Linked DNA regions of Homo sapiens: region 2 is linked to region 1. A link is an interaction called in ENCODE POLR2A ChIA-PET data of the cell type or tissue named here. Cell type or tissue: MCF 10A. All regions are shown on one strand. Links, peaks and the distances in the headings refer to the core of each region. The heading gives the core; the rest is flanking DNA. Region 1 has its middle 190 kb from the start of ALG10B. Region 2 has its middle 130 kb from the start of ALG10B.

Region 1 (5,388 bases), core at 249-5,248:
ATTTCCATATATTTGTAGAATTTCAGAAGTTCACCTGGTTGTTGACTTCTAGTTTTATTTCATTATGGTCAGGAAAAATACTCGATATAATTTCAGTTATTTTAAATTTGTTGAGACTTGTTTTGTGGCCCAACGTCTGTTCTATTCTGGAGAATGTTTCTTGTGCTGATGAAAGAATGTGTTTTCTGCATCTGTTGGATGAAATGTTCTGTAAATATCTCTTTGTTAGTCTAAAATGCAGTAGTTTTTTTTTGTTTTTTTGAGACAGTCTCACTCTGTTGCCCAGGCTGGAGTGCAGTAGCACGATCTCGACTCACTGCCACCTCCACCTCCCAGGTTCAAGCAATTCTCATGCCTCAGTATCCCAAGTAGCTGGGATTAGAGATGTCCACCACACACCCAGCTAATTTTTGTATTTTTAGTAGAGACAGGGTTTTACCCTGTTGGCCAGGCTGGTCTCAAACTCCTGGCCTCAAGGGATCTGCCTGCCTCAGCCTCCCAAGGTGCTGGGACTACAGGTGTGAGCCACCGCATCCAGCCTAAAGGGCAGTATAAATCTAGTGTTTTGTTCTTGATTTTCTATCTAGACGATCTGTTCAGTGCTGAGAATGGGGTGTTGAATTCCCCAGCTATTGTATTGGTGTCTATGTCTCCCTTTAGATATAATAATGTTTGGTTTATATTATATATCTGGGTATTACTGTTTTGGGTGCATATATATTTAGAATTGTTATGTCCTCTTGCTGAATTGATCTCTTTATCATTATATAATAACCTTTGTCTTTTTTAAAATCATTTTTGACTTAAAGTCTCTTTCATCTGATACAAGTACAGCTACCCTGCTTGCTTTTGGTTTCTGTTTGCATGGAATATCCTTTTCCAGCCTTTCAGTCTATGTGTGTCTTTGCAGATGAAGTAAGTTTCTTGTAGGCAACCTCTAGTTGGGTCATGTTTTTCAATCCATTCAGCCAGTCTATGTATTTTAAGGAGATAAATTTAATCAGTTTACATGCAAGATTATTATTGATAGGCGAGGACTTCTGTCATTTTGTTAATTATTTTCTGTTTTTTATATATCCTTTGTTCCTTTCTTCCCCTCTTATTGTTCATCCTTGTAATTTGGTCATTTTCTGTAGTGATAAAGTTTGATTCTTTTCTCTTTTTCCTTTGTGTATGTGCTCTACCAGTGAGTTTTATACGTTTTTTGTGTGTTTTATTGATAGTAATTATCATTTCACTTCCAGATGTGGGACCCCCTTTAGCATTTCTTGTAAGGCTGGTCTAGTGCTGATGAATTCTGTCTGTTTTTGCTTGTCTGAGACATGTCACACATTTAGCTTCCCTGCTCTGTGGCGACAAGTAGAAACAGATCCCTGGTACCCTGCTTAAGTACTAAGCCAGCTAAACGTGAGCAGAAGAGAAAATCAAATCCTTCTATTTTTCCAGGGATTAGTTCATTCCCAGGATTGTAAATATTACATTTCACTTTTCATCTCACAGAGCTGTGAGATTAGAAGGTGAGCTAGGCAGCCTGCCAAGCAGCACATTATGATGTATACAACACAGTGAACTACTAAGGAAGTGTCTTTAAAGGCATTTACAGCACATAGCTTTTTTTTTCTTTTAATTTTGCTGCTCTTTATTTGTAGTAGTAGATAAGGAATTAAGAAAGCAAAAATAAGTACTTTAACTAGGTCTTTTGCCTTTGAAAGTAGCATTAGTAAAATCCTCTCTTCTTTTTTATTCTTATAAACTTCACCCAATTCACTCTGCTCCCCAGCTCATCTGTGTTCACTTGCTGTTCTTGCTGCTCTCAGTTTTTAAAAGCTTATTCCAAAATTACATGAAAGCAACCCCATTTTGACAAAATTTGAATTCTGGTAGGAATGTCTTACCATGAGGCTGTTGAGAGAGGCCCAGCAAGACTTCTTTACTTTTTATTTCAACCTCTCTCAGTTAAACCTACAATTTGGTAGATGATATAATTACTTCTGTTGGGCAGGTCTGTATCTCTTGCCTTGGAGAAATAACAGAGTCCAAAGTAGTCTCCTTATTCAAAGATGTTGCAAATGAAGGCTGTTTTGATCTTTATGTATTAGCATTTGGGTTTTAATCTTTCTGGGACTCCTGACAGAAAATTCCTTTAAATTTATTATATAATTCTAAGATATTGGACATATTCGTTTCAAGCATCTGTCAATATCCTTACTCTTTTCATTCTACTTCCCACTGCCCTCATTAGTCATGAGGTCCTACTGATTTTTTACTCCTAAGTATTTCTCAAATCTGTCTCCTAAGTATGTATTATTGGTTATATAACTCCACCTCCATTGTCACTGTGCTGCTTTAGACTATCTTTTCTTGTCTAGATCAGTGCCTGGCTTATATTATAAGCTTCATAAAGTTGGATCAATGAATGAATGATTCATAATCTGGACAACTGCACTCTAACACTTTTTTAAAAAAAAATCTTAGATTTATCTTCCATGTGAAAGCATCTATCTAAAATGCAAATCTTACTTTGATAATTTCCAGCTTAATAAACTTCTTAGATGGCTCCCAGGCATCCCCAAAACCATCTCTCATTTCACTGATCAAAAAAGTAAAATTTAACAATTTTTAAACTAAAAATATTGAACATTTCATTGGTCAAAAAACAAAAACAAAAGTGATCTCTGAGCATGCCTCACTCACACCCTGCCCTGCTCTGCACCCCTCTCCCACCCCCACCCTACAGGGACCACCCAATAACCTCTTCTTTGCTACATAACCCTTACCCTCCTTCTTTAAGACTCATACTTTCTCCTTGGAAACTTTTCCCCCCACTTCTTGGAAACAGTAGATTCTTTCTTGCTTATGGCTTTTTTTAATGACATCAGCCATTTAGAACTCATGATGTGCCCAGTCCCCACTATCTGCCTCTCCACAGATCTTGCTCAGATAATCCATCAGGATTTAGTCACAGATCCAAAGTAAGGAGCTAGAAGGGAGCTTCAGGCTTGGTCTTTTTCAGCTGAAGCTAGAAAACTAATCTATGCTGAACACAAAAAAGAAGCTGAGTAATAGCCAATCTATACATCCTATGAATAACTATTGCTTTTTTTGCCCCCAGCCAGTCTCTTCACAGTCCTCTCTCCTTCTTTACATTTCTTTTAAACACAGTATATTAACACAACACTGTGTGAGAACTGGGATTCAGAAAACCAAGATATAGGTCTCCACCAGCTATGCTATGAGTCAGCCATGAAAACTCTCTGGGCCTCATTGACTGAATCTGTAAGATATGAATTTATAAGGATTATATTCATTGAACTCTGAGATCCTGTCCATTTCTTACACCCTGATTGAAAGACCGTACAGAACCTCTAACTCAGATATTCTTAACTAGGCTTCTTGTATGGGAAGATGATGAAAGAACTTCAAGGGGATCATGAGCTCTTTAAATTCTATGTAAAATCCAGGGCCAGATGTGGTGGCTCATGCCTGTAATCCCAGCACTTTGGAAGGCAGAGATTGGTGAATTGCCTGAGTTCAGGAGTTCCAGACCAGCTTGGACAACATAGTGAAACCCCATTTCTATTAAAATACAAAATAATCAGCCGGGTGTGGTGGTGCATGCCTGTAGTCCCAGCTACTCAGGAGGTTGAGACACGAGAATTGCTTGAACCCTGGAGGTGGAGGAGGTCGCAGTGAGCTGAGATTGTGTCACTGCACTCAAGCCTGGGGACAAAGAGAAACTCTGTTATTGTGGGATGTGGCCAGCAGCCCACAATGCAACAGGGCTCTGTCTTTGTTCCCAGGAGGATCAGCAGGTCAAGAAATAGTAGACAAACACAAGATAGTGAAAGCTGGGTCCAGGATGGTCACCGCCTTCTTGTCCAGTGGTGCTGTCAATGCACTGGATATACCAGCATTTATTATGAAGTTTAGTGAGGGCAGAGGTAGGTTAGTGAGGGGTTTAGGGTCGTTTGATTATGAGGTGAAATGGTCACATGTGGATGAAGTAATTCTTTAACACAACATCTGTATGTAGAAGTACAATATACAGAGATAAGAATTTACAATATAGTGTGTGCATCAGTAATTTCTGACAGAACCTTAAAACAGAAACACAGTCTTTCCGTAATCTATCATTAGCAAGATATTAATCAGCAGTAACAGTTGCAGCAAAAGCTGGTTACAAACAATCCATAGAAACAGGACGTGAAGCTAGACAGCTGGTTAGACCAGAAATTATCAGAAGGGAGTATGCCTTAACCCTAAAGAGGCCTAGAAGAGACATGGCAAGATGAGGGCATTTATAGCTCTATCTTATCCATATGAACAGGTGCCCCTCATGCATCCATTTGTAGGCTCTCCACAAGAGTCGCATTCCATTCCCAGAGTTATGGACATCTGCTTTTCTGGGATAGGAATCTTGGTGATATGAAACCTCCATGACTGCACGTTCGTTCATAGGCTCTCTGCAGAAGGAAGCACATCATGCACTGTTGGCTCACTCTGGAAGTCCAACCTGGCATTGTCTTTACACAATCCAGCATGCAACTTTGTATTTACAATAATCAGGAGCATTTCGTCATTTATTCTGTAACATTTCATCTTTTATTCTATAGCATTTCATCTTTTATTCTGATTTAAATGAACCATAGCAATCATAACTTGGTGCTGATCATGACTGGATTGAAGAATATTTTTTTCAATTTTACTCATGAACAATAAACCAATAGCACAAATTATACAGAGAACAAAATTAACAATAGTGGATCCTCCCAATGATTTTACCCATTGAATGGGGTTGAGATTAGATAACCCCTCAGAGATACTGTCTAAAGCTTCAACACTTGGTAAAGCAGTTAAGTGTGCTTGAGAGGCCTCAAAAATCTGTTCTTTCAGCTTGCTTATGTCTAAACTTAAGTTATCTTCACTTTCTTGCAAATGACGTTTTATTGATTCCCAATTGTGAACAGACTCATTATATTGAAACAGAGTTATACAAAAATCAGAAGTATTCCAATCACATTGCATTGGTGATCTATGTTCTAAACTCATAATTCTATCTCCCATCCCTATAACAGTTTGTCTTAGATCATTAATTTGATTGGCCAATTTTTGATCAATACCTGACTGAGAATTCCACATCTGAGTAGATTTTTTTTTTGCCATTCATCCACAAAATGAACAGTTTGAATAGACTGATGTAATGCAACTCCAGCAGTAGCAGCAGTCACAGTAACAGCAATCAAGCCCATTATTACTGCAATTAATGTAAAAATAAATTGTTTACTCCTTTTAAGAATTTTCTGTAGAATATTATTAATAACATCTGTAGAAGGGGAAGATTCCCAAGGCCTATGTAAGGCTATGGGTATCCAAATACCTTCTCTGGCT
Region 2 (5,388 bases), core at 192-5,191, 52 kb before region 1:
ATTCTAAAGTAAAAGTCTTATTTTTCCTTTAGCTTTTTTAATATGTCATGCCATTCTCTCAGCCTGTAAATTTTCCCTTGAAAAGTCTGCTGTCAGATATATTGGAGTTCCACTGAATGTTATTTGTTTCTCTTCTCTCGCTGCTTTTAGAATCATTTATTTATCCTTAACTTTTGGGAGTTCAGTTAAGTGCCTTGAGGTAGTCTTTGGGCTAAATCTGCTTGATGTTCTGTAACTTTCTTGTACTCAAATGTTGATATCAAATGTTGGGGAATTGTTTAATATTATTTAACACTATTTCTTTAAATAAATATTTAACTCCTATTTCTTTTTCTACCTCTGCTTTAAGGCCAATAACTCTTAGATTTGCTATTTTGAGGCTATTTTTTAGATTTTGTAGGCATGCTTTATTTTTTATTCTTTTTTGTCTCCTCTGACTTTGTAGTTTCAAATAGTCTGACTTTAAGTTCACTAAATCTATCTTCCTCTTGATCAATGCTTTTAAGTAATTCTGATGCATTCTTCAGTATGACAATTGCATTTTAACTTCAAATTTTCTGCTTTATTCTTTTTATTTCAATCTTGTTGTTAAATTTATCTGATAGAATTTTGAATTTTTTCTCTGTGTTATATTGCATTTCTTTGAATTACCTCGACCAGCTATTTTGAATTTCCTTTATGAAAGGTCACATAATCTCTGTTTTTCCAGGATTTGTCCTTGGTGCCTTATTTAGCTTGTTTGGTGAGGTCGTGTTTTCCTGGATGGTCTTGATACTTGTAGATGTTCATCTATATCTGGGCATTGAAGAGTTGTCTCTTGTAGTCTTCAGAGTCTGGGCTTGTTTGTGCCCATTATTTTTGGGAATGCTTTCCAGGTATTCAAAGAGACTTGGGTCCCAAACACAATAACACAGTAGTTTATGCAAACATGTAGAGGTGCTGCCTTGGCGGCCTTGGATTAACATCAAGAAAAATTATCTTGATTTATCAAGTAGGGACTCTTGTTCTCTTCCCTTAATTTCTCTCAAACCAGCAGAGTCTCTCTTTCTGTGCTGAGGCATGAGGAGCTGGAGTTGGGGTAACATAAGCACCCCTGTGGCCACCACCACTGAGACTGTGCTGGTTCACACCTGAAGTAGGCACAGAACTTGGTCTCACCCAAGGCCCACTGTAACCACTACTTGGCTACCATATAAGTTTACTCAAAGCCCTAGGACTCCAGGATTAATAGATGGCAAAGTCAGCCAGATTTGTGTATCTGCCTATAGGGTGGCAAGTTCCCCTAGCCATGAGTGGGTCCATAGGTGCTAGGGAGCCAGAGATTAAAGTATAGAATCTTCAAAATTTACCTGATCTTCTATTTTACTGTAGCTAACCTGGCACTTAGGGCATAAAACAAAATATTTTCTACCCTTCCTTCCCCTGTCTGCAGGCAGAGGAGCCTCTTCTATGACTGCCAACACCACCAGCCCACGGGAGGGTTCTGCCAAATCATCATCAATTTCTCACTTAAAGCCCAAGGACTCTTTAGTTTGCTTGTGATAAATTCTGCAATGCCTGAGACTCGACCCTTGGCCCAGGGCAAGTGCAGAAATGCTGGCCAAGACCTTAGGTCTGGACTCAGGGGCTCTAAGAATCTGCTTGGTGCTCTACCCCACTGTGGCTAAGCTGGTATATGAGGTGCAACACAGAGTTCCCTTTACTTTCCCCCTGCTTTTCTCAAACAGAAGAAGTCTTTCACCATAGCTACCACAGCTGGAAATGTGCTGGGTCACACCTGAAGTTAGCACTTCTCAGAGCCCAATACCCATGGTGTATTACCTGGGTATCACTGTTTTTTATTCTGGGTACTGGGGTTCTTTAGTCAGCAGGTGATGAATTCTGCCAGGTCTTTACTGACATGGCAACACTGACTTTAATGTTAAGTCCTCCAGTCACTGTGCTCTCTCTCTCACAAATTCACAGGTTTCTCTGTGGCTTGTGGCTGCTGCTGGGTGGGGGGTGGGGTAATGGTGTTGTGAGCACTCCCTTAGCTGCTCTGGCTGGTGTCTCAGTAGGCCACATTCTCCCCACCCTCCACATTCCACTGGCTCCAAGCCCAGCTCCGCAGTATGGCTTGCTTAATAATGGAAGTCCTTGTGGCCTAGACTGCCCCTTAAGTTCTCTTAGGGTCCAATAGCACTTCAACTCATGATGGCAAGGCTTGTAAAGACTCAAGCTCCCAGCACCAAGATGGGAGATTTTCCTTTTGCTAGGGCCAATCAAAATTCTCCTCCTATTGGCAGATGTCAGCTGAGTACAATCTGGCTCTGCTTTTTACTGTGACAGGGTAGTACTGAGTTTATTGCAAAGCCTCAGAAACTGTGCTCTTCCTCTCCCAAACATACAATCTCTGCACCATGTGGTCACTACTGGTGGTTGAAAAAGAGGTGGCATCGGTGTTTCTAGGCTGTCATTTTTTTGTCTTCTCCAATGTCTTTTTCAGTGATATGAAGTTAATACCAGATACTGTGATTGCTCACCTAATTTTTGGTCCCTTTGACAGTGCTTCTTGAATATAGTAAGTTGTGAAAATATGGTGTTTTGACATGGGGGATGAGTGGTGTAGGCTTCTATTCTGCCTTCTTACTCTGTCTCTGCCTTAAATTTTCTAGATTCAGGGAGTATGTTTGTAGGTTTGTTACGTGGATATATTGTGTGATGCTGAGCTATGTGGGACATTGTTGATCCCATCACCACAGTATTGAGCATATATTGTGGGAATAATTGATCGTATCACCAAGGTAGTGAGCATAGTACCCATAGTTTCTCACCCCTGCCCTCCTCCTTCATCTAGTAGTTCTCAGTGTCTATTGTTGAAATCTTTATATTCATCAGTACTCCATGTTTAGAGCCCACTTACAGGCAAGAACATGTGGTACTTGGTTTTCTGTTCCTGTATTAATTTCCTTAGGATAATGGCCTCCAGATGCATCCATGTTGCTGCACAGGACATGATTGTATTTTTTTTAATGTGTGCATAGTATTTTATGGTGTTTATGTAGCACATATTTCTATCCAAATTATTGATTCACACATAATTTAATTCCATGCCTTCCCTAATGTGAATAGCAATATGATGAATATACAAGTGCACGTGGGGTTTCTTTTTGTAGAATTTTTAATTTTCTTTTTTTTTTTTTTAATTAAAAATATATATTTTAATTTGGATAATTCAACTATTGGTTAAGAGAGAGAAAAATCTATACATGTTGATTTGGAATAAAATCCAAAAGATGGAAAGTATAAAAGGCAAATTGATGGAAAAATACAATAGGAAAATATGATGTTTTCATTAAAAAAAAAAAAAAAAAACACTGTGTGTAGGTATTTATTTTAAAAGGGGGGAGCATTTTTAAAATACTCCAAGGGGCATAAACCAAAGTATTAGAACAGGTTATCTGGGTTTGTGCAAGAGTGATGATAGAACGGGACCAAAAATAGTATTTTTAATGTATGTACTTATGACTCATTTGAATTTGCCAAAACAGGTATATATTGTACAATATTTAAAACAATAATAAAAAATATTTAGAAAAAAACACAATTGAGGTCATAAAAAGTTATTTACATGAAAATTTGGGAAACATATTATAGCAGAAAGAAATATCAATGAAACTGGAAGGAAAATACTTGGACTCTAGGATGAATAATGCCCATAATGACAACTCGCATAGTCTTGACTTAAACTCTTCAATATGTAGGGATCACCAAGCCATGCTAGTATGTTAGAACTCCAGTCAAATTTCCTTTCATTGTTTAGGTAGTCAAGTTTCACATCATGAGGTTATAAACAGTTGAAATGTGTTTCCCACCATGTATGTCAAATGTAGAGTTGCCTCCAGGAATACTGAAGATGAGTCTAACAGAAAAGCCAGTCATTTTTAAAGAAGCTATTTTCTTTGAGGATTCGGCACTTACTATTTATTGAACTGTCCAGCTCCCTCATACTTAATTCCAATCTTGTGCCATATAATATTCCAAACTTTCAGGCAGGCTAGATATAAATCAGAAGTGAAATTGTAGTTAAATGGTACAGCCAGCTTGTTTCCATTTGGAGATAGTCCCTGACTGAAAAATGGGCTTCACAGTGTCATTTCAAAGATTTTGTTTCATTTTTTGCTTTGACAAGTAAGTGCAGAGATCAGAAATTGCAAATGCCATCCAGTATTTCAGCTGTACCGCTCTCAACCTGGCGAGTACACCAAAGCTGTTTTATATTGCTGTTGGGGGTGTCTAGGAGCAAGCATCTCAAAGGACATAATTTATTATAACTAAACAATTGTCTTTTCCTAGCAATGATTCCAGAATAGGAAATCTAAGAAGAAGTTTTGATCATGTCAATAATTGGCTCAAATAAAAGTATCATACAGGATATCAATAAAATGGAATGTTGAGTTTGCTTTCCTTTCCTTTTTTTCCCTCTCTCTTCCTCCCTTCCTTCCTTCTGGTTTGCTTATTTATTTTAGAATTGAACACAAGTGCTTATTTTATAATAATTTGGTAGTATATTGACTATTTTTTGATGTAATATTTTGTTGATTTTGAACTTTCAAAGCCAGGAAAGCAAATATTTCTTGGTTTTGCCTTCTAAAAGTTCCTTCTGCTGGCAGGAGCGAGGTACTGTGTAGATGAGTTTAATTTTCTTTTGAATATACACTAGGTAACAGAATTGCTGGTTTAATGGTACTTCTGTTTTAAATTCTGTGAAAAATCTCCAAACTTCTTTTCACAGTGGCTAAACTAATTTACATTCTCGCCACAGTGTGTAAGCATTTTATTTTCTCTGAAGTCTAACCAGAATTTGTTATTTTTTTACTTTTTAATAGTAGCCATACTGAATAATATGAGATGGTATCTTACATTGAATTGCATTTCCCTGATGATTAGTGATGTTGAACATTAAGAAAACCGTTCCATTAAAACATTGACAAGGGACATAAACAGCCACTTCTCAAAAGAAGACATACAAGTGGGATTCTTATTCTATCACAATAAGCTGCCTTTGTTTTGAAAAATACAAAATCAGACCATTTGAATATTCCCTTTATTTTAGTGATTGACAGTATGTTTCCCCTTCTCTATCTCTTTTCTCATTTGTGAATTATTTTTATGATCATTATGAATCCACTCAGCAGAGTAATCTCCATTCTTAATCTGTGTGAATTGTGCTGATGAGCTAGTCAGCTCTCTTAAAATCACCAGCAAAAGAGTTTTAAATTTCCCAGTTAGTAATACATTTTTAGCATCCCACAGGATACTCTTAGAACAATGACTTCTGGTCCAGGCGTTATGGATTATGATGATTAGTTCTCTGGATTTCTATAAGCTTTGAAATCAAGAGGTATA

The links. Peaks named below come from ENCODE experiments on the same cell type or tissue, not always from the same donor. Only the 100,000 strongest peaks of a DNase experiment are listed, where the experiment ranks them.
Region 2: POLR2A ChIA-PET joins it to region 1 with 5 read pairs; 3 of 35 experiments call an interaction of 5 or more read pairs at or near these places.

The regions. Positions count from the first base shown.
Region 1 is chr12:38,128,481-38,133,868 of GRCh38, reverse strand. No RefSeq gene overlaps it. Among named protein-coding and RNA genes, the nearest start is that of ALG10B, 190 kb to the left of the region's middle. In MCF 10A, for the core only: no CTCF peak of the experiment used is centred there; no DNase peak of the experiment used is centred there.
Region 2 is chr12:38,180,486-38,185,873 of GRCh38, reverse strand. No RefSeq gene overlaps it. Among named protein-coding and RNA genes, the nearest start is that of ALG10B, 130 kb to the left of the region's middle. In MCF 10A, for the core only: no CTCF peak of the experiment used is centred there; a DNase peak (open chromatin) is centred at 2,083.